Regions from separate parts of the Homo sapiens genome. Here region 2 is linked to region 1. Evidence: read pairs that join two places in POLR2A ChIA-PET (ENCODE). Cell type or tissue: Panc1. All regions are shown on one strand. Links, peaks and the distances in the headings refer to the core of each region. The heading gives the core; the rest is flanking DNA.

Evidence for each region. ChIA-PET counts read pairs that join two places held together with the same protein. Peaks named below come from ENCODE experiments on the same cell type or tissue, not always from the same donor. Only the 100,000 strongest peaks of a DNase experiment are listed, where the experiment ranks them.
Region 2: POLR2A ChIA-PET joins it to region 1 with 20 read pairs; 8 of 35 experiments call an interaction of 5 or more read pairs at or near these places.

The regions. Positions count from the first base shown.
Region 1 is chr19:39,220,904-39,235,677 of GRCh38, reverse strand. LOC124904717 (a long non-coding RNA gene) reads left to right here. Exons shown (of 4, transcript XR_007067256.1): 4 at 1-279. Among named protein-coding and RNA genes, the nearest start is that of IFNL3, 17 kb to the left of the region's middle. In Panc1, for the core only: no CTCF peak of the experiment used is centred there; no DNase peak of the experiment used is centred there; H3K27me3 peaks cover 618 bases.
Region 2 is chr19:39,312,874-39,327,647 of GRCh38, reverse strand. LRFN1 (leucine rich repeat and fibronectin type III domain containing 1) reads left to right here and starts at 6,785. Exons shown (of 5, transcript NM_020862.2): 1 at 6,785-6,855; 2 at 9,290-9,322; 3 at 11,512-11,566; 4 at 12,275-13,717. The coding sequence starts at 12,312. RefSeq lists a silencer at 6,937-7,196. In Panc1, for the core only: no CTCF peak of the experiment used is centred there; a DNase peak (open chromatin) is centred at 4,477; H3K4me3 peaks cover 1,681 bases; H3K27me3 peaks cover 625 bases.

The DNA.
Region 1 (14,774 bases), core at 4,719-12,718:
AATCCATTAGTCCACGAATCCATAATCCAATCACCTCTTAGAAGCCACACCTCTTAATTCTGCCACACTGGGGATTTGGTTTCCACATGAGCTTTGGAGGAGATAAATATTCAAACCATAGCACCATCCATTACCTTAGGTATGTATGCACCAACTACCTTGCCTAGATTACCACCTCCAGATCCCTATTTGTTTGTGAAGCCCCCAAAAAATGTTTGCTCTTGTTCTTTTTATACAATTTGTGACAACAAACAATAAGAAATTTGTCTGTGACATTGACCTTGCTTGTATATGTGACTTTATTAATGACTGAACGCCACTTGTCTGCATATGTGACTGTAGCTGTACGTGTTTGTGTGTGTGTGTGTGTGTGTGTGTGCGTGTTTGTGTGTGTGTGTGTGAGACAGAGGAGAGAGAAAGCTGGGCAGGATGGCTTATGCCTATTATCCCAGTACTTTGGGAGGCCGTCCTGGGAAGATTGCTTGAGCACAGGAGTTTGAGACCAGCCTGGGCAACATAGCAAGACTCCAATCTCTATAAAAAATAAAGAATAAAAAAAATTAGCCTGGCATGGTGGTGTGCACTTGTAGTCCCAGCTACTCAGGAGGCTGAGGCAGGAGGATCACTTGAGCCAGGGAGGTCGAGGCTGCAGTGAGTATGATCCCACTACCGCACTCCAGCCTGGGTAATGGAGTGAGACCCTGGCTTTTTGTTATTTTTGTTTTTATTTTTATTTTTTTGAGACAGGATCTCACTCTGTCCCCCAGGCTGGAGTGCAGTGGTGCCATCTCAGCTCACTGCAACCTCCGCCTCCTGAGTTCAAGCGATTCTCCTGCCTCAGCCTCCTGAGTTGCTGGGACTACAGGTGTGTGCCACCATGCTGGCTAATTTTTGTATTTTTGGTAGAGACGGGGTTTTGCCATGTTGGCCAGGCTGGTCTCGAACTCCTGGCCTCAAGTGATCCACCCACCTTGGCCTCCTAAAGTGCTGGGATTACAGGCATGAGCCGCTGCATCCAGCTGACCCCTCCTTTAAGAAAAAAAAAGAAAAGAAAAAGAAGAAAGGGAGAGAGAAAGAGGGAGGGACAGAGAGTAAGAATATGAAAGAATGAATGAAGAGTGAAAAAGTCACTAAGGATGCTTTCAGTTACAAGTTGTGGAAGATTTAATTGCAAATGACTTAAACATCACAAGCAGTCATTAGGCCAACTAATAAGATGTCCAGAGGGAGGCTGTGCCTGGGTCAGAGCAGCAGGAAAATGGCATCATCATGGACCGAGGATCTGCATGTATGAGTGTATGTCTTATCTTATTTTAAAAAGTCTTTTTACTACTTTTTTTTTTTTTTGAGACAGAGTCTCACTCTGTCTCCCAGGCTGGAGTGCAGTGGCACAAGTTTGGCTCACTGCAACCTCTGCCTCTGGGGTTCAAGCAATTTTCCTGCCTCAGCCTCCTGAGTAGCTGGGATTACAGGCTCCCACCACCACACCAGGCTGATTTTTGTATTTTTAGTGGAGAAGACAGGGTTTCGCCACGTTGGCCAGGCTGGTCTCAAACTCCTGACCTTGTGATCCACCCATCTCGGCCTCCCAAAATTCTGGGATTACAGGTGTGAGTCACGGCACCTGGCCTACTATTATTTTTTTTACATTTTATTTTTTGCATTTTGTTTTTTACATTTACATTTTTTTTTACATTTTTACATTGCCCAGGCTGGTCTTGAATTCCTTTGCTCAAGTGATCCTCCTGCCTCAGCCTCCCAGAGTGCTGAAATTACAGGTGTGAGCCACCGTGTCCAGCCAGTGTGAGTGTATTGCTAAGGACGTGTCAAACTTGTGTTTGTGCCTCATTCACCCATAACCTCCTGTAGTTCTAAACCTGAGGTGACTATTGTCAGGGTGGGGACCTCTTGGGAGGAATGTCACAGAGTTGTCATCAAAAAGTCATTTTTGATGAGTTAGGTAGGTTAGAATTGCAAGCAATAGAAACCCACTCAAGCTAGCTTAAATGAAAAGAGGAATGTAGTACAAGGTTAAAGGCTGTGTTAAAGAATCTAATAGAAAACATTTTGGCACTATCTTGTCGAATATATGCAGATTGCATGAGCCAGAAATTCCAAATCTAAGATATATCAACAGAAACTCTTATACACATGCAATAGAGACACAGGTGGTACAAGAATGTTCTTTGAGGAAAAAGGTGACTTGGTCGGGCGTGGTGGCTCACACCTGTTACTCGGGAGGCTGAGGCAGGAGAATCGCTTGAACCTGGGAGGTGGAGGTTGCAGTGAGACAAGATCACACCATTGTACTCCAGCCTGGGTGACAGAGTGAGACTCCATCTCAAAAAAGAAGAGGTGGCTCACACCTGTAATCCCAGTACTTCGGGAGGCCAAGGTGGGAGGATAATTTGAGGCCAGCAGTTCAAACCTTGGCAATATGGCAAGACCCTGTCTCTATTAAAAAAAAAATACAAAAATTAGGTGGGTGGGGTGGCACATGCCTGTAGTCCCAGGTACTCAGGAGGCTGATGTGGGAGGATTGCTTGAGCCCTGGGAGGTGGAGGTTGCAGTAAGTCATCATCAAGCTACTGCCCTCCAGCATGGGTGACAGAGCAAGATCCTATCTCAAAAAAAAAAAGAATATTCTTTGCAGTGTTTGTTGTAACAGCAAAAAATTAGAATCAACCCAAATAGCTGCTAACAAATGAATCACTGAAATGAGGGGTGTGGAATACCATGCAGCAGGAACATGAACTACCACACATTTCCACATGGATAAATCTTAGCACTGTGGCAACCAAAGAGGAGTGCCACCAGGATGGAGTGCAGTGGCATGATCTTGGCTCACTGCAACCTTCACCGCCCGGGTTCAGGCAATTCTCGTGCCTCAGCCTCCCAAGTAGCTGGGATTACAGGCGTGTGTATTTCTTTTCTGAGACGGAGTTTTGCTCTTGTTGCCCAAGCTGGAGTGCAATGGCACGATCTCAGCTCACTGCAACCTCCGCCTCCCAGGTTCAAGCAATTCTCCTGCCTCAGCCTCTCGAGTAGCTGGGATTACAGGCATGTGCCACTACGCCCAGCTAATTTTTTGTATTTTTAGTAGAAACAGGGTTTCACCATGTTAGCCAGGCTGGTCTCGAATTTCTGACCTCAGCTGATCCTCCCACCTCAGCCTCCCAAAGTGCTGGGATTACAGGCATGAGCCACCGCCCCCGGCCGTGTGTGTATTTTTAATAGAGGTGGGGTTTCCTCATGTTGGCCAAGCTGGTCTTGAACTCCTGACCTCAAGTGATCAGCCTCTTTCAGCCTCCCAAAGTGCTGGGATTACAGGTGTGAGCCACTGAGCCCAGCCATCCCTTCAAAAAAGACCGTGCCATTCTGTTGCAAGCAGGGCAGTGCCTTCAGGATCTGCATCAGCTTTTGAGCCAAGACCTGGGGAAGACATCAGTGATTATTGAGCATGGCTTCTCAGATCAGGCCGTGCCTACCCAATGGGAGGCTCCTCTAATGAATGACCTGTGTTCTGAGCTCCCTGTGGCATTGGTCAACATTGCCAGAAATGCATCTTATTCAGGCCAGGCATGGTGGCTCACACCTGTAATCCCAGCACTTTGGGAGGCCCAGGTGGGAGGATCACTTGAGGCCAGGAGTTTGAGAACAGCCTGGATAACACAGCAAGACTCCGTGTCTACAGGAAAAAAAATAATATCACATTCTGAGCCTTTCCCTGCCCAATCCCACCTCACCTTTTTCCTCTCCCAGATGAATCAGATCAACATCATGGTCTCAGGCTCCTCCTGCCAGATTCTATTTCCTCCCCCTTGTATTTCTTTAGGCATCACCTACCAAAAAACTTCACACCCCTAGCTCTGTCTTAGCATCTAATGCCAACAGACGCAGGAATACAATGTTGAGTTCAAACACCAACCTATAGAAGACTACATATAATAAAATAACATTTTTGTAAGGCTCAACAACAAAACGACCCACTCTAGTGTGGTTAAACAGAAGGAAAAATCAATGGAAGGATAACACAACACAAAACAAAAAGTCAGAGGCCGGGTGTGGTGGCTCACGCCTGTAATCCCAGCACTTTGGGAGGCCGAGGCGGGCGGATCACCTGAGGTCAGGGGTTCGAAACCAGCCTGACCAACATGGTGAAACTCTGCCTCTACTAAAAATACAAAATTAGCTGGGCGTGGTGGTGCATGCCTGTAATCCTGGCTACTATGCAGGCTGAGGCAGGAGAATAGCTTGAACCCGGGAGGTGGAGGTTGCAGTGAGCCAAGATCACATCATTGCACTCCAGCCTGGGCAACAAGAGTGAAACTCCATCTCAAAGAAAAAAAAAAAAGTCAGGAAGGACACATAGGTAGCTCCAATAGTATTATGATGTTCTAGGATTTAAGTTGAGTGATGGGTTTATAAATATTCATTGATCATTAAGATGCGTGACTCATGTGCACTTCAAATATTCTTTTGTGGGTCTCAAATATTTTATATTCAAAACTAAAAATGAAAATGAAAATACCCAAAGGTAGGCCAGGTGCAGAGGCTCATGTCTGTAATCCCAGCACTTTGTGGGGGCCAAGGCAGGAGGATCGCTTGAGCCCAGGAGTTTCAGACCAGCCTGGGCAACATTGCATGACCCCATCTCTACAGAAAAACTTTAAAAAATTAGCCAAGTGTGATGGCACACACCTGTAGTCCTAGCTACTCAGGAGGCTGAGGTGGGAGGGTCGATTGCTTGAACCCAGGAGTTTGAGGCTGCAGTGAGCTATGATCACACCACTGTGCTCCAGCTTGAGTGACAGAGTGAGACTGTCTCTTAAAAAAAAAAAGAAAGAAAGAAAGGAAAGGAAAGGAAAGAAAAGGAGATACCCAAAGACGAGGAAAGGCCTGGAACTAGTGATCAGAATGGAGTGGTGATTGGAGTGCTGCCTCTTGTCCTTTCTTCAGGATGGCAAAATGTTGGAGGGCACAGGCTGTGAAATAAAACCTGTTGGGTTTAGAGCTCAGCTCTGAAGAAAGGTAAAGGGAGCATATTTTCCTCTTGTTAGTGTTGTCCTCTTTGTATGTGATGCCTGGAACTGTGGCAGCCACCTTGTGCCTATGAGGGGAGACAGGCTGAGGCTCAGGCTGACAAACTGAAATACTGAAATACTGAAATGACAGAACAAAGCTGGAAGGGGCTGGGCACAATGGCTCACGCCTGTCATCCCAGCACTTTGGAAGGCCAAGGTGAGAGGATCATTTGAGGCCAAGAGTTGAAGACCAGCCTGGGCAACACAGTGAAACCCTATCTTCTCTCTCTCTCTCACACACACACAGACATACACACACACACACACACAGAGAGAGAGAGAGCTGGAAGGGGCTTGGGACTGAATTAGGATGACGTAATTAATTATGAACATTCTGTGTCTGGCATCTGCCAACCCCAGACTTTTTCCTTTCCTTTCCTTTCCTTTCCTTTCCTTTCCTTTCCTTTCCTTTCCTTTCCTTTCCTTTCCTTTCCTTTCCTTCCTCCCTCCCCTCCCCTCCCCCTCCCCCTCCTCTCCTCTCCTCTCCTTTCTTTTCCTTTCCTTTCCCCTTTCCCTTCCCCCCTTTCCTTTCTCTCCTCTCCTTTATCCCCTCTCCTTTCCCCTTCTCTCCCCTCCCCTCCCCTCCCCTGCCCTCTCCTTTCCTTTCCTTTCTTTTTTTTTTGAGACAGGGTCTTGCTCTGTTGCCCAGGCTGCAGGTAGTGGTGAGATCATGACTCACCGTGGCCTCAGCCTCCCTGGCTCAAGCGATTCTCCTGCCTCAGCCTCCTGAGTAGCTGGGACTACAGGTGTGTGCCACCATGCCCAGCTAATTTTTTTATTCTTTATTTTTTGTAAAGACAGGAGTCTCACTATATTGCCCAGGCTGGTCTCAAACTCCTGGGCTCAAATGATTCACCCACCTTGGCCTCCCAAAGGGCTGGATTACAGGCGTGAGCCACCATGCCTGGCCTTTTGCCTATTTTCTAATTAGATTATTGTTTTTCTTTTACTTTTTAGTTTTGAGAGGCTTTAAAAAATAAATATATATTCTAGATACTAGTCTTTTGTCAGATATGTGGTTTTCAAATATTTTCTCCTAATCTGTAGCTTGTCTTTCTGTCTTCTTCTTTTCTTTTCTTTCTTTCTTTTCTTTTCTTTTTTTTTTAAGATTGGGTCTTGCTTTGTTGCCCAGGCTGGAGTGCAGTGGCACAATCTTGGCTCATTGTAGCCTCGACCTCCTGGGCTCAAATGATCTTCTACCTCAGCCTCCCGAGTAGTTGGGACCACAGGCATGCAACACCATGCCTGGCTAATTTTTGTACTTTTTGTAAAAATGGGGTCTTGCCAGGTTGTCCAGGCTGGTTTCGAACTCCTGACCTCAAGTGATCATCCGCCTCGGCCTCCCAAAGTGCTGGGATTAAAGGTGTGGGTCACCACACCGGCCAACTCTTTATATCTTCTTAATGGGGTCTTCCACAGATTAAAAATTTAAATTTTGATGAAGTCCAACTTCTCAGCTTTTCATTTTATGAATCGTGCTTTGAGTGTCAAGTGTAAAAACTCTTTCCGAAGCCTCAGATCCCAAAGATTTTCCCCTATGTTCTTTTAAAAATATATTCTAGCTTCACTTTTTTTTTTTTTTTTTTTTTTTTGAGACAGGGTTTCACTCCCGTTGCCCAGGCTGGAGTGCAGTGGTGTGATCTTGGCTTGCTGCAACCTCCGCCTCCTGGGCTCAAGTGATCCTTCTGCCTCAGCCTCCCGAGTAGCTGAGATAACAGGTAAATGTCACTGCGCCTGGCTAATTTTTGTATTTCACCGTGTTGGCCAGTCTGGTCTCGAACTTCTGGGCTCAGGTTATCCGCCCACCTTGGCCTCCCAAAGTGTTGGAATTACAGTGTGAGCCACTGTGCCCGGCCTAGTTTTACACTTTAAATTTAAATTTTTGATCCATTTTGAGCGTAAGATCTGAGGTTTATATTGTGATCCACTTTTCTGCCTATAGATATCCAATTGGTCCAAACACCATTTGTTGAAAAGGCTATTCTTCCTCAATTGAGTTGGCTTTGCACCTCTGCCAAAAATCAGTTGGGCGTATTTGTGTGGGTCTATTTCTGGGTTTTCTATTGTGTTGCGTTGGTCTATGTGTCTCTCCCTCTACCAAAACAACACTGTCAGTTACTGTAGTGTATCCTAAGTCTTGAAATCAGCAGGCTAGTTCCTCTTATTTTATTCTTCTTTTAATTTTTAAAAATGTTTAATTTAATTTTATTTATTTATTTTGAGATGGAGTCTCGTTCTGTTGTCCACGCTGGAGTGCAGTGGCACGATCTTGGCTTACTACAAACTCTGCCACCTGGGTTCAAGCGATTCTCTTGCTGATTTAAATTTTTTTTTTGAGACGGAATCTCACTCTGTCACCCAGGCTGGAGTGCAATGGTGCGATCTCGGCTCACTGCAACCTCTGCCTCCTGAGTTCGAGTGATTCTCCTGCCTCAGCCTCCTGAGTAGCTGGGACTACAGGCACCCACCACCATGCCTGGCTAATTTTTGTATTTTTAGTAGAGGTGGGGTTTCACTATGTTGGCCAGGCTGGTCTCAAACTCCCGACCTCAGATGATCCACCTGCCTCAGCCTCCCACAGTACTGAGATTACAGGTGTGAGCTACCACGCCCGGCCTATTCTTTTTAAAATTGGTTTACTTATTCTAGTTCCTTTAGCGTTCATGTAAATTGTAGAATAATCTTGTCTATATCTGAAAAGTCTTGCTGGAGTTTTGAATAGGAATTGCATTAAGTCTACATATCAATATGGAGAGAACTGAGGTCTTTACTCCGTCCAGTCTTCCAATCCACAAATGCAGTGTGTCTCTCCTTTTAATTAGGTCTCCTTTAATGTTTTCCATCAGGGTTTTATAGCTTTCACTATATGAGTCCTTAGATTTCACCTAAGCGATTCTTTTTTTAAAAGTTATTATAAATGGTATTTTGGGGGGTTGGTGAGGACAGGGTCTTGCTCTATTGCCCAGGCTGGAGCGCAGTGGCGGAATCACAGCTCAGTTCAGCCTCCACCTCCTGGGCTCAGGTGATCCTCTCACCTCAGCCTCCCAAGTTGCTGAAACTACAGACACGTGCAACCATGCCAAGGTTTTTTTTTTTTTTTTTTTTTTTTAATAGAAATGGGGTTTTGCCATGTTGCCCAGGCTGGTCTCAAACTCCTGCCCTCAAACCATCAGCCTGCCTTGGTCTCCCAAAGTGCTAGGATTACAGGCATGAACCACTGAGGCTAGCTGTATTTTTTGTTTTGGTGTTCAAAAGAGATTTCTGGGCCAGGCGCAGTGGCTCATGCCTGTAATCCCAGTACTTTGGGAGGCTGAGGCAGGAGGATCACTTGAAGTCAGGAGTTTGAGACCAGCCTGGCCAACATGGTGAAACCTTGTCTCTATTAAAGATACAAAAAAATTAGCTGGGCGTGGTGGCAGGTGCCTGTAGTTCCAGCTACTTGGGAGGCCGAGGCATGAGAATTGCTTGAAACCAGGAGACGGAGATTGCAGTGAGCAGAGGTTGTGCTACTGCACTCCAGCCTGGGCAATAGAGAAAGACTCAGTCTCAAAAACAAACAAACAAGCAAACAAAAACAAACAAACAAAAAAACACCAAAAAACAAAAACAAACAAAAAACCCCCACACAACCAACAATCAAAAGAGATTTCTGTCTGTTTTGTTCACTTTTATGTCCCCAGCACACAAAACAGTGCCTGGCACACTTTAGGTGTAAGTATTTCTTGATAGAATGAGTGCATTTGTTGCTAATGTAGACAGTTGATCTTTGTATGTTTGTCTTATATACTCTCATCTTGCTGGACTCAGTGCTATGAGAATTTTTGTAGATTACTTGGATTTTCTATGTTGACAATTATGTCATCTGCAAACAGATTGTGTGTGTGTGTGTGTGTGTGTGTGTGTGTTTGAGACAGAGTTTCACTCTTGTTGCCCAGGCTGGAGTGCAGTGGCGTGATCTCGGCTCACTGCAACTTCCGCCTCCCAGGTTCAAAAGATTCTCCTGCCTCAGCCTCCTGAGTAGCTGAGAATACAGGCATGCACCACCAAGCCTGGATAATTTTTGTATTTTTAGTAGAGATGGGGTTTCACCATGTTGGTCAGGCTGGTCTCGAATTCCTGACCTTGTGATCCACCTGCCTCGACCTCCCAAAGTGCTGGGATTACAGGTGTGAGCCCCTGCACCCAGCCTGCTAACAGTTTTATTTCTTCTTTTTTGATCTAGTTGCCTTTTATTTCCTTCTCTTGCCTGATTGCACCAGATGGAACTTTCAGTACTGTGGTTGAATAAGAATGGTGATAGAGGACATCTTTGCCTTCTTCCTCATCTTAGGGAGAAAGCACTCAGTCTTCCATCATTAAGTTTTGCATTTTTTGTGGAGATGGGGTTTCACCATGTTGCCCAGGCTGGTGTTGAACTCATGAGCTCAAACAACCTGCCTGTCTCAGCCTCCCAAAGTGCTGGGATTACAGGCATGAGCCACCGTGCCTGGCCCCACAGCTGTAGGCTTTTTATAGATGTTCTTTATCAAGTTGAGGCAGTTCCCCTCCATTCCACTTTTTCTGAGAGTTTTTCTTTTTAATCATGAACGGGTGCTGAAGTATGGCAAATGCTTTTTCTGCATTATTTGATATGATCATGTGATTTTTCTTCTTCCACCTGTTTTGGTGGATTATACTGATTATTTTTAAATATTGAACCGGGCTTGCATCTCTGAAATGAACCCCATTGGGTCATGGTGTATAATTCTTTTGATCTATTGATGAATTCTATGCGCAAATATTTTGTTAAGAGTTTCTGCGTTAGTCGGGCGCGGTGGCTCATGCCTGTAATCTCAACACTTTGGGAGATCAAGGTGGGCAAATCGCCTGAGGTCAGGAGTTCGAGACCAGCCGGCCAACATGGAGAAACCCCAACTCTACTAAAAATAAAAAAATTAGCTGGGTGTCGTGGTGTAATGCCAGCTACTTGGGATATATATACAAATTTAAAAGCCAGTTGAGTTAGGGTTTTTTTTTTTTTTTTGAGACAGAGTCTCTCGTTCTGTCACCCAAGCTGGAGTACAGTGGTGAGATCTCAGCTCATTGCAAGCTCCACCTCTTGATTCATGCCATTCTTCTGCCTCAGCCTCCTGAGTAGCTGGGACTACAGGCGCCTGCCACTACATCCGGCTAATTTTTTTGTATTTTTCGTAGAGACGGGGTTTCACCATGTTAGCCAGGATGGTCTCGAACTCCTGACCTCGTGATCTGCCTACGTCAGCCTCTCAAATGAGTTAGGGTTTTCTATTACTTGCAGCCAAAATCATCCTTGATGAAACCCATGAAAAGGAAAGATGAGTTTCCCTCAAAGTTGAAGAACTCTGGCTCAATGGGCCTGCTCTGCCATCACCATTCCCCAAAGCTGCCACGGTATGAAGCTGTCAACGTTCTTGTGTTTGGTGTCCATGGGGTCGGAGAAGGGATGAATCATCTGGGGGCACCAGGCTCTTTCAACTGCCCCCTCTTGTGGCAACACCACTTCTTCAAACACTTGTCTCTTCAAAGTTTCACTCTGGCTTTTTCAACCCTTCTCTGCTTCCTCATATCCACTACCTGTCACCCTGCCCCTCTCCAAATGCATTACTTTGCCATCTACTTCACAGAAGCTGCTGGGTGGACCTTCCTCATCTCCTACCTGGCCCCACACTTGCCCTGCTCCCTGTCATGAGGGATGAGTGCCCTTTCTTCCTAACTTGGGCCGGTGCCTGGCCCTGGCCCCTCCTGTCTCATTCCTCCATAAATTGCCCCTCCCTTTTCCTCTATTTTCAAAACTTCCTTCCTTTTCTTTGTTTCTTTCCTTTTTTAAAAAACAGGGTCTTGCCCTGTTACTTGCAGCCAAAATCATCTTAAGCATCTTATTGCTGGTCTTACAGTAGAGCCCGTAGTGGACGATGCACTGGCTCTCGGAGTTTCTGTTCAGAAATGATACACACTTGGTCGAGCACAGTGGCTCATTCCTGAAATCCCAGCACTTTGGGAGGCCAACGTGGGAGGGTTCCTGGAGCTCAGGAGATTGAGACCAGCCTGGGCAACATAGTGAGACCCCATCTCTACAAAAAAATACAAAAAATTAGCCGGGTTTGGTGGCTCACACCTGCAGTCCCAGCTACTTGGGTGGGGAGGGGGATGGCTGAGGCAGGAGGATTGCTTGAGCCTAGGAGTTTGAGACTGCAGTGAGCCATGCTTGTGCCACTGCACTCCAGCCTGAGTGACAGAGTGAGACCCCATCTCAAAAAAAGAAAAGAAATGATACAAACCACTTTACTTCCTCTCCCATTTCACTGGCAAAAACACGTGACATAGCCAAGCCTGAGGTAAATAAGTCAGAGATTTATAATTTTCCCCAAGAAATTAATTCCTTGCTTTGTAAGGGAAGAATTAATTCCTTGCTTTGAATGACAAGGCAGTCTAATACATCCTACATTCATGTATCTCCAATTCTGATGTCAAAAAGGACAAATTAGTTTTATGATTGTGTATACAAACGAACTCCAGTTCAGATTCAAATTGGGCCACCTGACAAGCCAATAGCAGCAAAGACTTTGATCCTAAAGGTTTCCTTGTCATCTTCAGAACAATGATCTAAGGAAGGGATTGGCCAATGGAAACCCCCATGAGAGGAGCTAGTACAGTTGCCGGGAAGGCAGCACCACTGGGCTGCTCTCCGTGGTTCTGAACTCCACTGTCTGCTAGAGCAGGGTGCTTTGTTTCATCTCTACAAGCTGTTTTTGTTTGTTTTGTTTTGTTTTGTTTTTTGTTTATTTACTTATTTGAGATGGGGTCTGGCTCTGTCACCCAGGCTGGAGTGCAGTGGGTGATGACAGCTCACCACAGCCTCAATCTCCCAGGGGCAAGTGATGCCCCCCACTCAGCCTCCTGAGTAACTGGAACCATGTGTGGCTAATTTTTTTTTTTTTTTTTGTAGAGATGGATTCTTACTACATTGCTCAGGCTGGTCTTGAACTCCTGGACTCAAGTGATTCCCTCACCTTGGTCTCCCAAAATGCTGGGATTACAGGCATGAACCACCATGCCTGGCTAGAGTTTCTTTTTTAAAATTATTTATTTATTTATTTATGAGACAGAGTCTCACTCTGTTGCCTAGACTGGAGTGCAGTGGTGCGATCTCGGCTCACTGCAACCACCTCCTGGGTTCAAGCGATTCTCTTGCCTCAGCCTCTAGGTAGCTGAAATTACAGGCGTGCACCACTACGCCTGGCTAATTTTTGTATTTTTAGTAGAGACGGGGTTTCAGCACGGTGGTTAGGCTGGTCTCGAACTCCTGACCTCAAGTGATCCTCCTGCCTCGGCCTCCCAAAGTGCTGGGATTACAGGCGTGAGCCACCGCACCCAGTGTCCCCCGTTTTTAAAGTTTTTTTGGGCCGGGCGCGGTGGCTCATGCCTGTAATTCCAGCACTTTTGGAATTACACACAAGTGCTCCTGATATCTTGTACTGTATTACTTTTTTTATAGCATATATCACCTTCTAACTTATCATAAATGTGCTTATTTTTATTTTTTTATTTTATTATTTATTTTATTTTATTTTATTTCATTTTATTTTTTGAGACAGGGTCTCACTCTGTCACCCAGGCTGGAGTGCAGAGGCACGATCTTGGCTCAGTACAGCCTCCACCTCCTGAGCTCATGCAATTCTCTCACCTCAGCCTCCCAAGTAGCTGGGAACACAGGTGCACGCCACCAAACCTGACTATTTTTTTCTATTTTTAGTAGAGACGGGGTCTCGCCATGTTGCCCAGGCTGGTCTCAAACTCCTGAGCTCAAGCAATCTTCCTGCCTTGCCCATCTAGCCAGATTTGCTTTTTTTTTTTGAGATGGAATTTCACTATGTCCCCCAGTCTGCAGTGCAGTGGTGCAATCTTGGCTCACTGCAACCTCTGCCTCCTGGGCTCAAGCGATCCTCTGGCCTCAGCCTCCTGAGGAGCTGGGATTACAGGTGTGTGCCACCACACTCGGCTAATGTTTGTATTTTTAGTAGAGACGGGGTTTTACCATGTTGGTCAGGCTGGTCTCGAACTCCTGACCTTAAGTGATCTGCCCAACTTGGTGTCCCAAAGTGCTGGGATTACAGGCGTGGGCAACCGCTCTCAGCTGTGTCCTCTCTTCTTAAACCTCCAACTCTTCCTCCCACATGTCCACGCTCACGGATGGCTTTGTTTCTTCCACTGAAAACACAGAAGCCATAGAAGAGAAATCCCCTGTGCTCCCACCAGCAGCTCTACTTACTTCCCAGCGTCTAGGCCTAGATACTCTGCTATCCTCCTGTTCCAATATGATATGATCCCCAACCTCCTTTCCAAGCCCAACTTCTCCACTTGGCCTCTGTGTCCCACCCTCTCTCTCAAGAACATGCTCCACAGTTCTCCCCACATTCTTGCATCATCAGTTGCACCTTATTTAATGAAATTCTGGACAGGAACAGTGGCTCATGCTTGTAATCCCAGCACTTTTGGGAGGCTGCGGTGGGAAGATCACTGAAGCCCAGGAGTTTGGAGGCTGCAGTGAGCTATGATCGTGCATTCCAGCCTAGGTGACAGAGCAAGATGAAAGAAAGAAAGAAAGAGAGAGAGAGAGAGAGAGACAGAAAGAAAGAAAGAAAGAAAGAAAGAAAGAAAGAAAGAAAGAAAGAAAGAAGGAAGGAAGGAAGGAAGGAAAGAAAGGAGGGAGGGAGGAAGGGAGGAAGGAAGGAAAGGAAGGAAGGAAGGAAGGGGAAGGGAAGGGAGGAAGGAAGGAGGGAAGGAAGAAGGAAGGAAGGAGAAAGAAGAAAGGAAAGAAAGAAAGAAATTAGAAGAAGGAGAAGGAGAAGAAAAGTAAGTAAGGAAGGAAGTAAAAGAGAGAAAGGAAGGAGGAAGAGAGGGAACAAAGAAGGAAGGCAGGAAGGGAGAGAAAGAGAAAGAGAAAGAAAGAAAGAAAGAAAGAAAAGAAAGAAAAGAAAGAAAGAAAAGAAATTCTATCTCCACCCCTACCCCTCCAGCTTCTACTCCATTCCTCTGCTTGTCTTTTCAGCAACAATTGTCAAGCATTGTCTCCATCCTCTTCTTCTCTTCCTACTTCCTCTTGTCTCTACTTCCTCTTCCCCTGTGTCTCTTTTCCACACATTCCAATGAGGCTTTTGCCCCAACCACTGCAGATTCAGCTCTTGTCAAGACAACCAATGACCTCCATGTTGCTGAATCCAGGAGTAACTAACTTCTCAGTTCCATCTTTCCTGATGTGTCAGCAGTGGTGACATGGGTGATGACCCTCTGCTGCTGAGACACATTCTTCACGTCCTTCCATGGTCTAGGTCCCCTCCTGACACTGTCTGCTCCTCCTCGGTCTCTTTTGCTTATTCTTCCTCTCCCTCCTCATTTCTAAACACTGGCATCTGCCAGCCATGGTGGCTCACGCCTGTAATCCCAGCACTTTGGGAGGCTGAAGTGGGAGGATCTCTTGAGCCCAGGAGGCGGAGGCTTCAGTGAACTATGATATGGCACCACTGCACTCCAGCCTGGATGACAGAACAAGATCCTATGTTAACAAACAAAAACAAAGGCCAGGCCTGGTGACTCAAGCCTGTAATCCCAGCACTTTAGGAGGCCGAGGCGGGTGGATCACCTGAGGCCAGGAGTTCAAGACCAGCCTGGCCA
Region 2 (14,774 bases), core at 2,962-10,961, 94 kb before region 1:
CAGAGATGAATCACACCCTTTCTGTCTCTCTGCTTCTCTTCCATGTTTCTAATTGTTCCCCTCTCTGTCCCCGGTTTCAGGGACGTGGGAACTCCCTCCCCCCACCCCTTTTCAGGTTCCCGGTAGAGAGGTGGCTGTTGCCATGGTAACAAAGACATAGTGACCTTGGGCCTGGGCTGCCCGTTCCCCCAACCTTGGTGTTTCCGGGGATAGGGTCCAAAAAGCCCAGCTCCAAGCCCTCCCAGCCTTAACACACCATCCCCTTACCACCCCACTCTACCCTATCTCTTGCCCGCTCACCCCCAATCAGGGCAAGTCCTTTGCATGAGGGATTCGGGATAGAATCACTCTACACTGGTCCATAGAGAAAATTCACCCTGCCCTAAATTCTCTGGAGGGTTAGGTTGAGCTCCTCTGCCCTCCACTAGTGCTGTTTTCCTGTCCCTATCTCTCTGTCCCTCCCTCTGATCACAGGCCCAGTCCCTGAAGGCAGGAGATGGAGGAGGAGGAGGACTGGAGACAAGAGGGGTCATTCAATTAAATGGACAAGGAACTCCTGGCCTGCAGAGGTCAGAGAGGCAGAGGGACTCATCCAAGGTCATGCACTTACATGATCAAATGAATACTAATAGCTGACCCTCCTCTTGAGGGCTTCCTATGTACCAGGTACTTCTATAAGCAGTTTATAGGCATTAGCTTATTTAATTATTGCAATACCTCGTGAAAAAGGTACTATTATTCTCTCCAACTTAAAGACGATAAAAATCTGAGGCATAGAAGCCAAAGGCACCTGTGGTCTGTACAGTTAGAACTCTTTAAGCCCAGGCTATCTTGGGGGTCAATGGCCACACTCTCTCTTAGGCAAGAGACTTAGGGAACCTCCTCCTCCTCCCCGCTCCCCTCCCCCTCCCCTCCCCTTCCCTCTCCCCCTCCCCCTCCCCCCCCTCCTCCTCGTCCTCCTTGGTGGTACTCCCACCCTCCATAGTGGAACTTCTGTTTCATCCAGGCTTGTGATTACAAACGGTCCAATCAGAAAGAGCCATGCACAAGGACTTGCCCGATCAGGAGCAAAGCATGGGAAAGCAGGGGCCAATCAGAAAGGGTGGCTCACAGGCGCAGTCCAATGCAGAGGGAGTACAGCTAGGGATTGTGGAAGGACCAATCAGAGAGGCCAGAACAGACTGCACTATCCAATGAGGAGTCAGCACAATGGGACGTGTCTTCGGGTTTGGGGAGATTCCCTGGAGAGGCAGTACAAACTGGGGACCGCCTCCTCTAGTTCCACCAACCTATCCTATAAACGCCCACAGATCCAAGCTCCCTAAGTTTTGAGTCGGTGCCCTAGACTTGGGGGACTTCCTAACCTTGAAAGGGCCGGAATGGGCATTGCTTAGCTTTAAAAGGGCTGGAGTTTTTGCTTTGGGGCAGGGCCTAAGAGTCTGGGGGTGGGGCCTAGGCTTGGGGCGGGGCCAGAAGAATGGGATTGGTAGAGGGTCTGTATTAGGTTTGGGGCAGGAATTAGGGCTCCAGGGAAACAATTAAGATGTCTAGTTCAACCTGTTGCCCGTTTTTCAGGCCAACTCACACATTCCCTTACCTTATGGGACATTCTCCAGCTGCTGGGTATACCCTTTTCTTCTAGGGAACCTGGGCTAAGAGGTCGTTATTTATTCCTTCCTGTGGTCCCTGAACTGAGTCTGGAGCCAGACTAGATCCCCAGTCCTCTCCCAAGACGCATTTGAGAACACATGTTGGGCCAGGCACGGTGGCTCACGCCTGTAATCCCAGAGGATCACCTAAGGTCAGGAGTTCGAGACCAGCCTGGTCAACATGGTGAAACCCCATCTCTACTAAAAATACAAAAAAATAGCTGGGCGTGGTGGTACGTGCCTGTAATCCCAGCTACTCGGGAGGCTGAGGCCGGAGAATTCACTTGAGCCGGAGAGGCAGAGGTTGCAGTGAGCCGAGATCGCTCCATTGCACTCCAGCCTGGACAACAAGAGCAAAACTCCGTCTCCAAAATAAATAAATACATAAATAAATAAAAATAAAATAAAAAGAACACATGTTGTCTAGGTGCAGTGGCTCACACCTTGTAATCCCTACATTTTGGGGGGCCGAGGCTGGAAATCTTAGAGGCCGAGAGTGTGCGACCAGCCTGGACAACATAATGAGACCGCTTCTCTACAAAAAATAAAAAATTAGCTGGGTGTGGGGGTGCGTGCCTGTAGTTGGGAGGCTGAAGTGGGAGGATCACCTGAGCCTGGGGAGGTCGAGGCTGCAGTGAGCCATGATCACGCCACTGCACTCCAGCCTGGGTGACAGAGGGAGACCCTGTCTTTAAGAAAAGCACGTTTACTGAGTTCCTGGGTGGCAGTCACTATTCTGGGCACTGGAAGATGTTGGTGTCCGTGCCACTTCCCTTGGGAGGCTTATATTTCAATGACTAGACAGTAAATAAATAACAATAAATAGGTAAACAAGTAAACAAAATAAGAGGGTGACAAGAGCCAGGCGCAGTGGTTCACGCCTGTAATCCCAGCACTTTGGGAGGCCAAGGCAGGAGGATGGCTTGAGCCCAGGAGTTCGAGACCAACCTGGGCAACACAGCAAGACCTCATCTCTTTTTTCCTTTTAAAATAAAAATAAAGAGAGTGATAAATACTATAAGGGAAATAAATAAGGTGATGTGCTAGATAGAAATGGTGGCACCTGGTGGGGCTGTTTGTTGCCGCCAGAAGAGTCCTGCTTCCCCACTCCCTAACATTTACTATGAAACATTTCAAACATGCAGCCAAGTTGAAATAATTATATATATATGTGTGTGTGTGTGTGTATTATATATATATCTATATATATATTTATATAAAAGTTTATTAGAGATGGGGTCTCGCTATGTTGCCCGGCTGGTCTTGAACTCCTGGGCTCAACTGATCCTCCCTCCTCGGCCTCCCAAAATGCTGAGATTGCAGATGTGAGCCACCACGCCCAGCCTGAGTTGAAATAATTTTATAGTGAACACTCATATACCCATCACTTAGATGCCACCACTGACACGTCAAGGTATTACTTCATCATATATCCATCCAGCCACCCTTCTTCCTCCTCCTTCTCCTCCTCTTCCTCTTCTTCCTCCTCTTCTTCCTCCTTTCTTCTTCCTCCTCCTCCTTCTTCTTCCTCTTCCTTTCTTTTCTTCTCTCTTTTCTTTTCTCTTCTTCCTCCTCCTCTTCCTCCCCTCCTCCTCCTCCTCCTCCTCCTTCTTCTTCCTTTCTTCTCTCCTTCTCCTTCTTCTTCTATTTCAAAGTAACATCAGACTGCTGGTTGGGGGCCCAGGTAGGGATGGTGTGTGTAAATTGGGGATGGAAAAGGAAGGTCTCTTTGAAGAGATTACATTTAAGACCATCATGAAAAGAAAGAACCAGCAGCCATGGAAAGGGGAGAAGAGTGCATATGCTCAGGGGCTGCTGCTGTGGGCTGGTGTGTTGGAGGAATAGGAAAGTCATCGTAGAAGCTGAACAAGGGGTCGGATGCGGTGGCTCACACCTGTAATCCCAGCACTTTGGGAGACTGAGGTGGGCGGATCACTTGAGGTCAGGAGTTCGAGACCAGCTTGACCAACATGGCAAAACCCTGTCTCTACTAAAAATACAAAAATTAGCCGGGTGTGGTGGTGGGCGCCTGTGGTCCCAGCTACTCAGGCTGAGGTAGGAGAATCGCTTGAGCCTGGGAGGCAGAGGTTGCAGTAAGCCGAGATCATGCCACTGCACTCCAGCCTGGGTGACAGAGTGAGGCCCTGTCTCAAAAAAGAAAAGAAAAGTCATTGTTAAAACTGAAAGAGGGGCCAGGAGTGGTGGTGCACGCCTGTAAACCCAGCACTTTGGGAGGCTGAGGCGGGAGGATCACTTGATCCCAGGAGTTCCAGACCAGCCTGGGCAACATAGTGAGACCCCCATTTCTAAAAAAAAAAAGAAAAAAAAAAAAAAGAAGAAGAAGAAGCTGGAACAGAAGAGGAGAGTCGTTGGAAATAGGGTCAGCTGGGACCAGAGCTCACAGGGCCAGATTGGCTCTATGAATAAGGCATATCTCCCTCGGTTTCAGCTTCTTTCTTCTTCCATCTGTCTCTCTTATTATTATCTTTTTTTCTCTCCCTCTCTTTTCTACTCCTGTCCAGCCCAGGCCTACCCTCACCCTCTTTCCCCATCACCCCTACCCTGTTCTGCCACATACTATCTGTGTGACCTTGGGCAAGTGACCAAACCTCTCTGTGCCTCTATTTCCCTTATCCATAAAATGGGGATGGTAATAGGACCTCTTCATTTGGCTGTTGTGTAGATTGAATGAAGTGATAGATGTGAAACCCTTAGAATCATTTCTGGCACATAAATAGTGCTGTATATGTGTTCACTTGTGTTGTTGTTGTTATTCCTACCCCCAAGCTCCAGCAGGGAGCACTAGCAACCACGGTGGGAGGTGGGGATGCTGCCTGGGTGGTGGCGATGAAGGGTGGAGTCTGGAGAATAGGGGGATTGTGAGTGTCCCCAGGGACATCTCAGAGTTGCGCTTGGGGTTAAGGTTCACCAGAAGGAGTTATCTGCAGAGCTGAGCTTGATCTGGGGGATAGGGCGGGCTTCATGTAAATAATTTAGGCCAGGCACAGTAGCTCATGACCACCGTGGTCAGGAGTTCAAGACCAGCCTGGGCAACATAGTGAGACTCCATTTATAAAAAAACTAAAACAAAACCAAAAACAAAACAGCTACTGAGGAGGCTGAGATGGGAGGAACACTTGAGCCCAGGAGGTCCAGGCTGCAGTGAGCTGTGATCACACCAGTGCACTCCTGCCTGGGTGATGGAGTGAGACTCTGACTCAAAAACAAACAAATAAAAAAAAAGAAAGAAAGAAAAATTAGACTGGGTGCGGTGGCTCATGCCTGTAATCCCAGCACTTTGGGAGGCTGAGGCGGGCGGATCACTTGAGGCCAAGAGTTCGAGACCAGCCTGGCCAACATGACAAAACCCTGTCTCCACTAAAAATACAAAAAGTAGCCAGGCATGGTGGGACATGCCTGTAGTCCCAGCTACTCGGAAGGCTGAGGCAGGAGAATTGCTTGAACCCGGGAAGCAGAGGTTGCGGTGAGCGGAGACCATGCCAGTGCACTCCAGCCTGGGCAACAGAGCAAGACTCTGTCTCAAAAAAAAAAAAAAAAAGAAAAGAAAAAAGAAAAAGAAAAGAAAAATTAGCCGGGCGTGGTGGCGCACACCTGTAATCCCAGCTACTAGGGAGGCTGAGGCAGGAGAATTGCTTGAACCTGGGAGGTGGAGGTTGCAGTGAGCCGAGATCGTGCCACTCTACTCCAGCCTGGGTGACAGAGTGAGACTTTGTCTAAAAAAAAAAAAAAATTAGGAAAGGGGTTTAGAGGAGGACCTCTGTACAGTGGGATCCAAAACGAGAAGGGTTTGAGACCCCAGGAATCTGGGGCACTGCATGAAACAACACAGATTTTTAGGGGAGAAGTTGCTGGGTTTAGGGACCCTGTGAATATCTCAGAAAGAGAAGGAGAGTGGCCTGAGATACTCAGTGGGGTTTGAGGGAAGGGGTGGGGTTCAGCTATGGGACAGGGGATGGGCAAAGGGGTCTGAACTAGGAAGGAGCAAGGCATTCTGGGCTCTATGGAAGTCACAGGGAGGGGGGACTTTCAGGGTCCAAGAGAAAGAACTGGAGCAAGAAGGAGGCAGGGTCCTCAAGGGGGCAGGACTAGTAGGGGGTGGGAAAAAATTGGGGCTAATTGGGGAGTTTTGGAAACCAAAGGATGTCTTGGAGGAGAAGGAGAGAGAAAGGTGTAAGGTCAAAGGGGTGGAAGATGGTTTGGGGTCTAATGGGGTTCATGGGGAAAGTTTAAGGGTCTTCCATAGGGATAAGAGACATTTTAGGGCCCCCTAGAAGTTAGGCATGGTTTGGAGTTCATACTGGGGGTAAGGGAATGGGTTAGGGTCCTTGAGGGTAGAAGGACATGGCTGGGGGTCCCCAAGAAGGAGTGGAATATGATTTGTGGTTCTGGTGGCTGTAGAATGTGGTTTGGGTCCCCAAAGGGAGTCAGGCACCATCTGGGATTTGGCTGACATATGGTCTGAAGTCTCCCCCGATGTTAGGGTATGATTTGGGGTCCGTGAGGGAAGGGGTGTGGTCTGGGGGTCTATCTGAATGTTGGGATATGATTTAGGGTTGCTGGTGGGGTGGTCTGGATCCCCTTGGATGCTGGGATATGATCTGGGATTCTTCTGGGTTTGGGGGCATGGTCTGGGGTTCCTGACAGTGTGTGGGTCATAGTCTGAGGTCAAGCAGGAGAGCAGGGCATGATTTGTGGTCCTGGGTGGCCCTAGAACATCGCCTGGGTTCTCAAAAGAGGTGAGGCCTGATCCGAGGTCCCCCTGGGTATTAGGACGTGATGGGAGGTCTCTGTAGGGAGATCCGGGGTCCCTAGGCCAGTTGGGGCGTGGTCTGGGGGGGTCTCCGGGGAGGCCGGCGGGGCTGGGGGTGGGGCTGGGGAAGGGTCGGGGGCGGGCCCGCGGCGGCTCGGCAGTGGAGAGGGGTCTGCGGCGGGTTCGGGGCGGGGATCCCGGGTGTGCGACCGCCCCGCCCGGCCGCCCCCACCAGTCGGCGCCCCCTCCCCCCTTGCGGCGGCGGTGGCGGCGGGCGGCGCGGAGGGCGGAGCTCGGCTGCGGCTCGGGAGGGAGGGCGGGAGGCGGGAGGGAGGCGGCCCCGCGGCACCGCGCCCCCTCCCCCGGCCCTCCCCCCACCATGGCGCGGAGCGAGGCAGCGGCGGCGGGGCCGGGCCCGGGGCCCCCCCGGGCTGGGTGAGCGCGGCCTGCAGCGGCCCGGGAGCGGCGGGCGGGGGCGCGGGTGTGTGCGCGGGTGTGAGCGTGCGAGCGTGCGAGTGTGTGTCCGTGGCGCTGCGGCGGGCCCGGCGTGCGCCCGCGCGGCCCTATGTGTGCCCGGTGCCGGCGTGTGCGGCGCCCTGCCCGTGTGGCCATCGGGTGTGCGCGGGGTGTCGAGCCCGGCCGGCGTGTCCGGCTGTGCACGCGTGTCCCCCCGAGCGGCCGCCCCTCCGGCTGTGTGTCTGGGCGCTGTCGCGCGCCCATCGGAGGGGCTGTGTGCAGGTGTGTGTGTGCGTGGGTTGTGTGCCCAGGTGTGGGTCCCCCCCAAGCCCATGTGCGTGCGCGACTAGCTGCTCTGGGTGTTTGTGTCCGGGTTGGATGTCCATCCCCGGGTCTGTGGAGCCGGGTGTGCCCGCTCGGGTGTCCATTTGTGTGTGTGTGTGTGTGTGTGTGTGTGTGTGTGTGTCTGCGGGTTGTATGTCTCCGAGGGTGTGTATCTGTGAGTCCACGGCAGGTTGCTGGCTTGGGGGCTGAGGCTCGGCGCCCAGGCCTCGGTGTGGATTTGGGGGAGGGGAGTTCGCCGCTCCCTCGGTCCATGTCAACTGGGGGGTCCTTAGCGGTCCTGGGGGAAGCGGCCATGTCTTCCCCTTCCCGGTGGTTGCGGGGGGGGGATGGGCGGCCAGGAGGTGGACAGATGGAGGGGGGATGAGAGGCCGAGAAATGGACAGATGGGCCCTGAGGTGGGGGTTGGGGGGCGAAGACCCGGCCCTTCCCCACCCACTCCACCCTAATTCCCCCACCGGCCAGACATCTGCAGACGGAGCCAGAGTTACCTCCATCCTGATGGCCAGGCTGGGGAACCTTTGGGGCTGCTGGTGGGAGGATCTCCTTGAAACGGTGATCTAGGACTCAAACCCCCAAATCCTCTTGAGTTTCCACCTGCTGAACTCTGACCTCTGGCCTGGCTTTTGCCCTGGTTTTTTGGGGGTGTGGAGGGCAGGATGCTGAATGTGCTGCAGGGATGTTAGGATTTCTTGGGCCTGGGAAGTAAGTAGGTGGGGTGGTGGGGGGGTGCCTCAGGGCTGGGAGGAATGTGTGTCCAAGACTGTGTGAGTGTGAATCTGGGCCTGTCTACTGACTGTGCTACTGTGGTTCAGTATTTTCTATGCATTTGGAAGTGTGTAAATCACAGGACTGTTGTGTGAGCATGTGTCTGTTATGAGTGAACATCTTGGCGTGTCTGCAAAGGTGGATCTTTTTGTGCCTGTGTGCGTGTTCCAGTGTGGATCAGCCTCGTATCTGTATGCTTGTGGTTTTGTGTGTGTGTGTGTGTGTGTGAGGTATGTATCTGTTAGCGTGGTGCTGTATCAACTTTGCAACATGGAGATGTGTGAAGTATGAGTGTGTCTAGGCATTTAAGAGTGTGCACTTGTGTATGTTTGCACAGGTGTGTGTGTGTTTGTTAGATGTGTGTGCCCCTGTGTGCTGGTGAGTGTGCAAGGTAGATCTGTTGTAAATGCATGTACCTGGTTGTCTGTTAGGGGGCACATGAGTTTCTCTGTTGTATCTGTGCATTTGTGTGTGTGAACTTGCATGGCAGAGTCAGTGTTGTACATGTATTGTTGCATGCAGGTGTGTCAACCTTGAGGGTATGTATCCATCTATGTTGTGAGTCTGTTTGTGTTTTGGTGTTGGTCTCTGGGGGTTGTGTATGTTCAGACATGTATGTGAAAGACACATGTGTCTGTGCCCTGGCACAAGGCTGTCCCTACTCTTGGGTTCAGTGGGTTTGAGGCCCATGTGGCATGACCTCTGGTATACTGGGGTCCCGCCTGGGGTCCCTGGACACAGTGTGTCCATATGCCAGGCCAAGTGCCCATAGAGGGCGGAGGGCACACAGATCATGTTGCTATGTTCATAGAAATCCAGATGTAGAGACTTGGGTTGTGGGCTTGCGTGGGTTCTGACATGGACACACATGTTGGTGTGGGCAATAGTATCATGGCAAGGATGGGAAACTTTGGCCCTTCCCCAGCTCTTGGTACCGTTCAGGACTTTGGAGTTGAGGGGCTGGGATGTAAACTCTTGGGTTCTAATGGAGGGCCAGAGGTCTGGTCTGGACTCTTGGGTCAGAGGGAAGAGGGGGCTGGGGTTCTTGGCTCCTGAAACCCCAGAGGACAAAGGGCTAAAGTCCTCGACTCCTGGGCTTTGGAGGGTGAACAACCCTGAGGCCTAATCTAGGATTCCAGAGAGGACTTCTGGGTTCCTGTGAGACTATGCAAAACCCGCCACAGGAGGACTGAGAGCGTGATCACACCAGGGACTTCCTTGGCCGGGATGGTCTCCAAGGCAAGATCTGGTGCACAGAGAAGAGCCAGAACGATGCTAACAAGGTGGTTCTGTTCCTTTGCAGGTGCTGGCCCAGGCCCTGACTCCCTGAAGAGAGGTGAGTAGAGCCGTAAGGCTTCAGAGAGAGAGAGACATGGGGGGTGATGGGGCTTGCTGTCAGCCAGCTGGGGGTCTGGAACCCTGCCTCGCATGGATTTCAGTTCAGGGGATGACAGTTTCCTGAAGGACCAGTTGCCCACCACTCTGTCCAAGGCTGGGGAGTGGTGACAAGGTCAGGAACATCAAAGTTGGGTGAGGGCTTGTGGTGGCCAGGTGGCTCTGGGGAGCAGGTGGGGGGTTTCAGGCCAAGAGACATTCATTCTCAGGATGGTTAAGGTGTTTGGGAAAGCAAGGTTTCCTCATGATATCAGTAAAGGATACAAGAATATGTCAAGATATGAAATGACCCCTGCATTTAGAGGGTTGAGTGAATATGTTTGCCCATTTTGTATGTGCGTGTGCATGGGTGTGGGAAGATCTCCCGATAGCCTGACCTCCTGGTGGCTGAGAAAGCTGGAGAAAATAATAAATTAGTAATAATAATAGTAATAATAATAATGATAATAGCAGCAGCTCACATGTATATAGTGTTTACTTTGTCAGGAACTATTCTAAGCATGTCATAAAATATTATCTCATTAAATCCTCATAGCAACCTTATGAGGTGGGTGCCATTATTATTCCCATTTGACAGATGAGCACACCGAGGCACAGAAAGGGGAAGTCACTTGATTAAAGTCACACAGTGGGGAGGTGAGGTCTGAACCCAGGCAGTAGGGCGGATTCTGTCCTGCAGTGCTGCACCACTCTCCATAAATGTTAGCTATTTCCATTGCTATTATTATTCCCTCCATTTGAGTCCTACCCCAGCTGTCGGAGGCGAGGCTCTGGACTTCTGTTTCATAGACTGGGATTCTGAGCCCTGAAGACCCCACAGCCAAGCAGGGGCAGACTCAGGCTCCTAATTCTGGAGTCCCCCTTTCTAGGCCAGGGTTTCCAGTACATTGTAGAGTAGTGATCTAGAGGGAGTGAAGGACAGATTTGGGGTGAACTCAGAGATGGTAGGACACCCCGATCCGGCCTCTTTTTCCGCCTTCAGCCCGGTCATTGTCTCTCTTACTCTCTGTCTCTTTCCTCCTCTGTCTTTTTCTCTCTAATACTGTCTCTATTTTTCTCTCCATCTCTGTGTCTTTTTTCTGTGTCTCTCTCTTTTCTGTGTCTCATTCTTCACTCTCAGTTTTCTGTCTGTTCACCTTCCTTTCAGACTCATCTTTTTGTCTCTCTGTTTCTCTCCCAATCTGTCTCTCTCTCTTTGCCAGTCCACTTCTCCCTCCCCCTGGTCTCTCCTTGTCTCTCTTCACCTCTGTCTCTGACTTTCCTGGTCTCTGTCCCAGGCCCCCTCCCCACTGGCAGGAAGATCAAAGCCACCTAAGGCCGTAGCCCCAAACACAGATTCCTGGGAGGTAGGCCAGCAGGGGCTAGGGTACAGGGCAGGGTGGGGTGAAAACAGTTTTAGGGACGCCCCCTTCCCATCCTTTCCTCTTCACCCCCCGCCCACCCTGTGTTGTGATGGGAACTGACATGTCGTGGGCTGCAGCCGCCGCAGGGGGAATCCCTGCCGGAAGGTTTTGCCTGGAGCAGAGACATAGCGTGAGTGTGTGAGTGTGTGAGTGTGTGTGTGTGTGTTGTGTGTACCCAAAGATGTGAGCATGAAAGTCTGCCTTGCTTGGGAGCTCAACTGAGCCCAGGATGAAACCAGACCTCAGAGAAGGCCTTCCTGAGGCTGAACTGGAAGACTCTGATGTGTTTTCCTCAGTCCCTCCCACTTTGACACTCTCCCTGCCAATGCCAGAGGCGGGAGGGGGGAAACCCTTAACATTTATTGAGTACTTACTGTATGCCAGGCATGGTCGGTGGTACATGAATGAAGATGGTACAATTATCATCCCAATTTACAGATTAAGAAATTACAGCCTAGCTAGGGGAAATCATTGGCTTGGGGGTCACAGAGCTAGCAAAAGGGGAATCAGGATTTGAACCTGAGTCTGTTTGATTTCAAAGTACTTACTCTCAATAATAGGGCACTGTTCTATGCCTGGTACATATTAAGCACTTGATGATCATGATGATGATTGCTAACATGTAATAAGCACATTTTATATGCCTGGCACTATTCTAAGTATGCTATGTTCATCAATACATTTAATCCTCACAGAAGTAAGGCCTGTTTCTATCTCCCTTTTACAGATGAAGAAACCGAGAATCAGAGAGGTTCAGATACTTGCTGGAGGTCACACAGCTAGTAAGTATCAGAGCTGGGATTTGGAGCTAGGGAGTATGGCTTGGATAGCCAGGGCCTTAAACCATAGTTAACAGTGATTTTTTAGACAATTTAGTGGGTACTGGAGGGCCCAGGTTGGGCCAGGTGTCACCCCTCTGGTTGGGAGATCATGAGAGGTTTGGGAGCTACTACAGGAGGGGCAGAGGTGAGGGTGGGACACGCAAGTAGGGACAGGGGTATTCTATCAACCAGTATAGAGATATTTTTATTTTTATTTATGTTTTAAGATGGAGTCTTGCTCTGTCGCCCAGACTGGATTGCAATGGTGTGATCTCGGCTCACTGCAACCTCCACCTCCCTGGTTCAAGCGATTCTCGTGCTTCAGCCTCCCAAGTAGCTGGGATTACAGGCGCCCACCACCATGCCCAGCTAATTTTTGTATTTTTAGTAGAGACGGGGTTTCACCATGTTGGCCAGGCTGGTCTTGAACTCCTGACCTCAGGTGATCCGCCTGCCTCGGCCTCCCAAAGTGCTGGGATTACAGGCGTGAGCCACTGTGCCCAGCATGGAAGTGTTGTAATCTGTTGTTAATAGCTGATAGTGGCTTCCTCTCACCATCCTATGGAACCCAGCTGTAGGCGGTAGGGGAGGGATCCAGGCCTGACTCGTAGCAGGACATCCCATGGCGGCCAAGTCCCACGCCTGGGTAACCGGCTCCTTCCCCGGCAGGTCTCACCTCCCACCCCTCCTGCCTTCCCACTGCACCATGGCTCCAGGACCCTTCTCCTCGGCCCTCCTCTCGCCGCCGCCCGCTGCCCTGCCCTTTCTGCTGCTGCTCTGGGCGGGGGCATCTCGTGGCCAGCCCTGCCCCGGCCGCTGCATCTGCCAGAACGTGGCGCCCACACTGACAATGCTGTGCGCCAAGACCGGCTTGCTCTTTGTGCCGCCCGCCATCGACCGGCGCGTGGTGGAGCTGCGGCTCACCGACAACTTCATCGCCGCCGTGCGCCGCCGAGACTTCGCCAACATGACCAGCCTGGTGCACCTCACTCTCTCCCGGAACACCATCGGCCAGGTGGCAGCTGGCGCCTTCGCCGACCTGCGTGCCCTCCGGGCCCTGCACCTGGACAGCAACCGCCTGGCGGAGGTGCGCGGCGACCAGCTCCGCGGCCTGGGCAACCTCCGCCACCTGATCCTTGGAAACAACCAGATCCGCCGGGTGGAGTCGGCGGCCTTTGACGCCTTCCTGTCCACCGTGGAGGACCTGGATCTGTCCTACAACAACCTGGAGGCCCTGCCGTGGGAGGCGGTGGGCCAGATGGTGAACCTAAACACCCTCACGCTGGACCACAACCTCATCGACCACATCGCGGAGGGGACCTTCGTGCAGCTTCACAAGCTGGTCCGTCTGGACATGACCTCCAACCGCCTGCATAAACTCCCGCCCGACGGGCTCTTCCTGAGGTCGCAGGGCACCGGGCCCAAGCCGCCCACCCCGCTGACCGTCAGCTTCGGCGGCAACCCCCTGCACTGCAACTGCGAGCTGCTCTGGCTGCGGCGGCTGACCCGCGAGGACGACTTAGAGACCTGCGCCACGCCCGAACACCTCACCGACCGCTACTTCTGGTCCATCCCCGAGGAGGAGTTCCTGTGTGAGCCCCCGCTGATCACACGGCAGGCGGGGGGCCGGGCCCTGGTGGTGGAAGGCCAGGCGGTGAGCCTGCGCTGCCGAGCGGTGGGTGACCCCGAGCCGGTGGTGCACTGGGTGGCACCTGATGGGCGGCTGCTGGGGAACTCCAGCCGGACCCGGGTCCGGGGGGACGGGACGCTGGATGTGACCATCACCACCTTGAGGGACAGTGGCACCTTCACTTGTATCGCCTCCAATGCTGCTGGGGAAGCGACGGCGCCCGTGGAGGTGTGCGTGGTACCTCTGCCTCTGATGGCACCCCCGCCGGCTGCCCCGCCGCCTCTCACCGAGCCCGGCTCCTCTGACATCGCCACGCCGGGCAGACCAGGTGCCAACGATTCTGCGGCTGAGCGTCGGCTCGTGGCAGCCGAGCTCACCTCGAACTCCGTGCTCATCCGCTGGCCAGCCCAGAGGCCTGTGCCCGGAATACGCATGTACCAGGTTCAGTACAACAGTTCCGTTGATGACTCCCTCGTCTACAGGTGGGTGCGGGTGCTGCAGTCCCAGGGCCTCCTCCCAAGCCCAGGGGGACCCTCCCTCCCACCTGCCCATTCCCTTGGCCTTCTTGCTCAGCCAGGGTTCTAGATGGCTGTGAGAGCTGTTCCCGCCCTCCTTTGCCCTGTCTCCTCTCTCTATTTCTCACTGTCTCTGTTTTTCGTGCTTATAGAAAATATTCGCTGAGCACCTACATGAACCCGACCAGGGCTGGGCACTGGAGTCCTAACAGTGACTGAGCTCAGCATGAACCCTGCCCTCATGGGGCTCATGGTCGATATCACTGCTCCCCACAACAATCTGATTGTGCACCTCTTCAGTTAAACATTTTGGAGCATGAAACACACACACACATTTACAGTGACATTTATTTATTTGTTTGTTTTGAGACTGAGCCTTACTCTATTGCCCAGGCTGGAGTGCAGTGGCACGAACTCAGCTCACTGAAACCCTCCGCCTCCCGGGTTCAAGCGAATCTCGTCCCTCAGCCTCCCAAGTAGCTGGGATTACAGATACCCACCAACACACCCAGCTAAGTTTTGTATTTTTAGTAGAGACAGGATTTTACCATGTTGGGCAGGCTGGTCTTGAACTCCTGACCTCAAGTGATCCGCCTGCCTTGGCCTCCTAAATTGCTGGGATTACAGGTGTGAGCCACCGTGCCTAGCCTACAGCGACATTTATATTTATAAATTATATACCAGTACTACTGAACCAACACATTGGGTACATTACAGAAACAGAAAACAAAACGTATGAGAAAAATATGTTATTTCCACCCTCACTTGGGTTTGAAGCCATTGCCCTGGTGGGGACAGACCATACGGTGTCAACAGACATTTTAAAAAAAGAGTTATTTTCTCCCATCGCCTCCTTATTTCTCCTTTCACCTCTCTGTCTGTCTCTACCTTCTCTGCCCTCGTTAGGCACAGAGCCCCTGCTTTGTGCAAACTCCTGAGCTGGGTGCTGGGGACACAGGGAAACCACCCAGACCCTGTCCTCAGGGAGCTTATAGCCCAGTAGGTCGTGGTCCATAGTACACTA